2 separate regions of the Mus musculus genome follow, and region 1 is linked to region 2. A link is a loop called in an ENCODE intact Hi-C map of the cell type or tissue named here. Cell type or tissue: heart. All regions are shown on one strand. Each heading gives the region's core, and the rest is flanking DNA. Links, peaks and the distances in the headings are about the cores only.

Region 1 (2,908 bases), core at 109-2,608, 74 kb before region 2:
TTAAAAATAAAAATAAATCTCTAATAAATTTTAAAAATCTTTCCACTAACCAAGAGCATCAATTCCTCCCCTCAATCAGTACATGGATGTTTTGTGTTTTCCTCAATGAAACAAATGATCACTCTCGATTATTGAATATAAATCTTCAAAGCTTCTACTTCAAATTAAGTGTAAAAATATTTATGAACCTGGTTACATAGCTGTTGTTTGTTTAAGTGAAACCTGTCATAGTCGATTTTCATTGTTGTTGTTGTTGTTCTAATTTCTCCCAGGACCAGATCTCTGTGATTTCAGGCTCTACTTCCCTTCCTTTCCTACTGGTCTGAAATTATCACCAGGTTGAGAATGAATAGAAAAGTCTGCAGGCAGCCTCTTGCTTTTGCCACCTGTGACAACCGAGCCATCTGGACAAGCAAGTGGGTCCTTGATAAGCCAGGAGTAGTTTAGAAGAGCCATAGCCCAGGGCTCTCGTTTGCAGGAGAGGAGATAACCTGATTTGGAATTCCTGTTCAGCTCACCATGTATCCAGAACTTGTTGTAGGTCCTGGTGTGTAGACACAAGTGAGAGAAGTCTTAGGCTTAGACAATGGTGAGAGGGAAACTGAAGGCTGAACAGTACAAATCTGTGCTGAGACAGTCTTCCCAGAAGACAGGAAGGGAGACTGGCTCTAGAATAGTCACCTCAAGAGCTAAGATCTCAGGCCCAGGCCCAAGGAATAAAGCTGTATGAAAGGTATGGAGAAGGCAAGGGAGATGTCAGCCTGCTGAGAAGATGTCAGCCTGGGTGTTAGTTTGATAATTTATATTCTAAGAAAAAAAAAAAAGTCAGATGCAGGCAGGCCCATGAGAAACTGGAATTTAAGATAGGATCCTGTGAGCTTTGCTTCTTCAGAGGTTATCTTCGGGACCACTCAATCACCCCGTGGAGACTGAAAGCCATGGCCCCCTCCTAACAGCCCAACATCTGGGAAGCTCTGGAAGGTTTTCAGGCTATCAGCAAAGCTTAATGCAACTTAACTGTCAGGGTTAGCCCTTAGCCTCCCCGACTAGCAGCAGAGCCTCTGAGTATCTGATATTTCTCTGGAGAGTAAGGTCCCAGGCCTGTTTCTTCTCAGATACAAGCAGGCTCAAGGTCTAAATAATCTCATGAGAGGCACAACGTGAGGGAGGAAACCCACATTTAAAGGCAAATTCTGATGGCTAATCTTACTGCATATCAGTTTTATTAAAATACATGGCTTGCTCCTTTGAGGGTTGGCCACGCTGTGGCAGTAAAGCACATCATAAAAGCACTAGGGGAAAATGACTGTCACTCATTACATCTCATTTTAGCAGCAAATGAGCCAGTAGGGTAAAGTACATGCAAGCTGACTTTGGTTCCAGAGGAGAATTCTCCAAGAAGCAACTTTCTCCTAAGAGACTGAAAGAGGCAGGGTGGGAACGTAAGCTAAGCAAAGATCCTCGGCTGTAGCGAATGCCTTGTTTAGAAAGTACTTAGTGGGGTAGAGTCAGTGACTGTCAAACAGCAACAGAGAGCAACCTCTGCCTGGGGAAATGCATGTATTCCCTGTACAGCAGAGAGGCTTCAATATTCTACTTCACCTCAACAGTAATGGTTACAGCAGCCTTTTATACAAGAAAAGGACTCTGGGCCCCTTTCCCTCTTCAATGCTACAGGTCTAGTACGGTCTGGATGACAGGTGATGTTAACAGGGAGGAATGTTACCCATCCTGCCTAAACTCCATTTCCTGCAGGCATGACAGTTTAAATTATTAAAACACAGTTTTATTGAAACAATATTTTAGAATATTTGTCAGGGGAGACAAAACCTGACTAACCCAACAGAAGGGAGAAATGATTTAGTGTTGCCTGGTCTCTGGCTGGGAAAACAAAACATAGTTGTTATCTCAGTGCCCAGGACTGAGACAGTGGGCACCAGTGACACAAACATGATGCACTTAGCGATGAGGAATGGGGTGCATTTAAAAGCATAGCTGAGGTACAGACTAGGGCAGGTGCCAAGAGCTGTAGAGAGAGGGACTTTGTGACAGATATCCGGAACAGCCAAAGACATGGGAGAGTGCAGAAGGGAAAACAAACACATCCCACTTCTTGACAGCATCACAGACAGCATCCAAACAGCTGAGAGATCTGCCAGAAAAGGCAGCTGTGAACTCTTGGGATGAACAGTCCATCTAAAGCATTGGAGGGCTGAAAATGTCAACAGTACACAGCCAAACGAGGCTCCTGTGCTTGACAAGGAATACGCAAGAAAGGTGGAGCTGAAACAACACATCAAGCAACGATACAACAAGCATTAAAAAACACAGCACAATCATCAAGCGAGACTGTGATAAGCTCGGAGCTTAGACTGCATTAGATCTTCCACCAAACACAAGACCAAGAGTGGTGCTGACTGTAGAAACCAGCACCACGGCATTCTGTGGGTCCAGAAAGGGAGCAAAACTCAGTCAACTTAGAATTTTTTTTCTGGGTTTATGGAAGACTCCCAAACAAGCCTGCTATCTCTGTGAAGCTAACTTCATCACAGTCTGTGATGAGCTCAACTGTGTCTCCCCCAAAAGTTGTATATTGAAGTCCCAACTCTCACAAACTCAGAATGTGTCCTTATATGGACACAGAATCTTCAAAGAACTAATTCAGGTTAAATGAAACCTTTAGGGTGAGACCTAACCCAATCTGACTGGTATCCTTATGTAAGGGAGAAATCTGGACATGAAAAAGGCATCTAACAGGGTAAGATGAGGAGAAACTAGCCTCCCACGATCATGGAGAGAAGCCTGGAATGCCTCCTTTCTCACAGTCCAACCTCCACTTGCCTCCAGCATCCAGAAATTTTCAAAGTACAACTGGCCTGAAAAACTCCACCACCACTATATGTAGGCA
Region 2 (2,908 bases), core at 279-2,778:
ATTCTGGGGTTCCACCACAGTCCCCTGACTGGAATCTGGGGTATATTACAGGGAGTCTGGGTCCCATTGCAGTTCCCTGAATGGAGCGTATGGTATTATTGGAGTAGTTCCGGGGTGTGGGGTCCCACGAAAATTCCCTAACTGAAGTCTGTGGTGTGGTGGAGACTCTGGGGTGTAGGGTCCCAGAACACTTCTGTAATTGGAGTTCTGTGGTATCAGAGTCTATGGTGTGGTGGGAGGACAAGTGTGAAATGGGCTCACACTGTCCTGAATGAGTCTGTGGCGTGGTGAGATACCCACTGTGTAAAACTGTGCGCATGTCCCTGACTAGAGTTCCATGGTACTAGGATTCTGGGGTGTTCGGGTCCCAGCACATTTCCCTGACTGGAGTCTGTGGTGTGGTGGGGAGTCCAGGAGTGAGCTGGAAGCACACTTCTCTGACTGGAGGCTGTGGTGTGGTGGGGATTCTGAGGCGTGGGGTCCCAGCACACTTCACTGATTGGAGTTCTGTGATTCAGAGTCTATGGTATGGTGAGGGGACGAGTATGAGATGGGCTTATACTACCCTGGCTGGAGACTGTGGGTGTGTAAGGGGTCGGGGAGTCCGGGTGTGAGCTGGGAGCACACTTCCCTGGCTGCAGGCTGTGGAGGGAAGTCTGGATGTGAGCTGGGAACACACTTCCCTAACTGGAGTCTGGGGGGGGGGGTGCTGGGGGGGGTAGACCGGGTGTGAACTGGGAGCACATCTCCCTGACTGGAGACTGTGGTGTGAAGGAGAGACCGGGTGTGAGCTGGGAGCACACTTCCCTGACTGGAGTCTGTGGAGGGGAGTCTGGGTGTGAGCTGGGAGCACACTTCCCTGACTGGAGTCTCTGGGGGAGTCCGAGCACACTTCCCTGACTGGAGTTCTGTGCTGTGGGGAGTCCGGGTGAGGGAACCGAGGACCCAGACGAGCCCTTCCTGTCACCCCGAAGCTGCTGCCCCCCACTCACTAGAGATCCCCGAGAACGCGGGCGCGGGTCGCAGAAGGAACCGCCCGCGGCTGGCTTACCTGAGGCGGAGGGCCGCCGAGCTCCACAAGTTGCAGTTCCGCCTCCCGGGACCCGCCCGGCTGCCAGATCGCCACTCTCGACGCGGCCGCCCCCGCGCCCTACACGGCGACAGGAGCCGGGGCCGGAGCACAGCGCCCGGCTGACATCACCGCCGCCCAGGTGCCGCCTCCCCTCGGTCCTCCTCGTCCCACCGCCCCGCCCCTCCCCCGGCGGGAACCAGCCCCAGGGGCGGAGGGGGCGGGGCCTCGCGCTTGCGGCCCGCTGATTGGCCGGGCGCGCGGTCACTCCGAGGCGGCGCCTGGTCTCCCACATTCCTGGCCGAGCCCAGCGGAGCTGGGAGTGGGCGTCGGTGGGGAGCGCGCCCGGTCCGCTGCGGTCCGTAGGGCGCGGATAAAGGGCTGCGCTGAGCCGGGCGGTCGCTCGCAGCTCTTCCCGGGTCAGAAGCGACGCTCATCCCGAAAGAACGCCTCTGTGTCGCGGACCGAGCGGACGTGGCGGGCGGGGAGCCCCGCGGATAAAGTAAAAGGCCCCGGAGGGGAAACTGAGGACTTACAGAGACTGAGCGGACGAGGATCCCAGAGGTGGCCACCCTAGTTCCGCGTGGTCATCTAGCGGCGCTCAACCACGTGGCTGCTTTTGCATTTAGTAACGAGACAAAAATAAAAATAAAAAGACACGCAAGCTTCCAGAGAAATAAAATGAACTCTCCAGAGGGAGGGGGTAAATGTTTTACTATTTATATTTTTTCGAGGTTTTCCCCCCCTCTCCCCCCCCCCGCTGTGACACATATCAAGGCTGGTCTTCAAATTGTTATCTTTTTACCTTAGCCTTCCTAATAGCTGAGGTTACAGGCCCACACTCAGCAATAACCTGCTTTTTAAAGATTTTTTATTATTATTTTTGTTGGAGTTTGTTGTTGTTGTTTGTCCTGTCGTGAAACTGTGTGTGGACCAGACTGGTCTTGAACAGCTATCTGCCTGCCTCCGCCTCAAACTATTCAAATCAAAGATGTGTACCACCACACCCAGCTATTTTTGTTATTTTGTTTAATTATGTGTAGTATGTGTGTGTACCCATGGAGGCTAGAAGCATTGAATTCTCCCAGTTGTGAGATAGGGGCTGTGGGCTGAACTCAAGTGTTTCTGCAAAAAGAGCAGAAGAGGTTAACTGTTTGGCCATCTCTTCAGGCCCTATGCTGAACTTTTTAAGTCCCATAAGGCTTCTGTTTTGATGCACAACTGAAAAGGGAGAACCCTCACAACTGAGTTCAAACCACATGATAATAATTACTGTTGAACCAATTGCAGTGACTGAGCTAACAATTAAGAATTAACTACTATTTACCCTCTGGTGGATATCAGCTGTGTAATCCTCTTGGCTGCAAAGTCAGGGAGATTCTCAGGAGCCCTTCTTTCAGTTTCCCCTGTCAGACCCAGAACTGAACTGAATAATGAAAAGCAGCTTTATGGATACAGAATATGATTAGTTTCTGTTAGCTTTTTGTTGGCTATGAGCCTCCCCAGCCCCCACCGCCGCCGCTGCCACCACCCTGGGGAACGGAAGGTGGTGTGTTTGTGTATGTGTTGACTGGGGGGTTTGATTTTAGTTTTCTTGAGACAGATTCTTAAGTAGCTGAAGCTATCCTTGAACTCACTATGTAACATAGGCCAGCCTTGAACTCAGGAACCTTCTTCCACTAATCCCAGATGCTGGGATTAAGGTGTGTGACATGTGACTTTTCAGCTGGCTTTATTGTGTGTTCTTTGATTAATGACGTCGCACATTCGCCATTCTACCACAATGGATTCACAATGTCCCTCATTGTGTCCCATATGCTCTTCCCAGCCCACCTGTCC

Evidence for each region. Hi-C counts contacts between places; a loop is a spot of excess contacts. Peaks named below come from ENCODE experiments on the same cell type or tissue, not always from the same donor. Only the 100,000 strongest peaks of a DNase experiment are listed, where the experiment ranks them.
Region 1: a loop joins it to region 2, with 2.0 times the contacts of the local background. A loop is called at or near these places in 8 of 42 quality-filtered maps.

What each region holds. Positions count from the first base shown.
Region 1 is chr6:146,960,377-146,963,284 of GRCm38, reverse strand. All of the region lies in intron 2 of Ppfibp1 (PTPRF interacting protein, binding protein 1 (liprin beta 1)), which reads right to left. Among named protein-coding and RNA genes, the nearest start is that of 1700034J05Rik, 7.4 kb to the right of the region's middle. In heart, for the core only: a CTCF peak has its summit at 1,257; a DNase peak (open chromatin) is centred at 2,124; H3K27ac peaks cover 1,814 bases.
Region 2 is chr6:146,886,827-146,889,734 of GRCm38, reverse strand. It overlaps Ppfibp1 (PTPRF interacting protein, binding protein 1 (liprin beta 1)), which reads right to left and starts at 1,241. Exons shown (of 31, transcript NM_001355728.1): 1 at 1,052-1,241. In heart, for the core only: no CTCF peak of the experiment used is centred there; DNase peaks (open chromatin) are centred at 394 and 1,284; H3K4me3 peaks cover 1,747 bases; H3K27ac peaks cover 1,811 bases.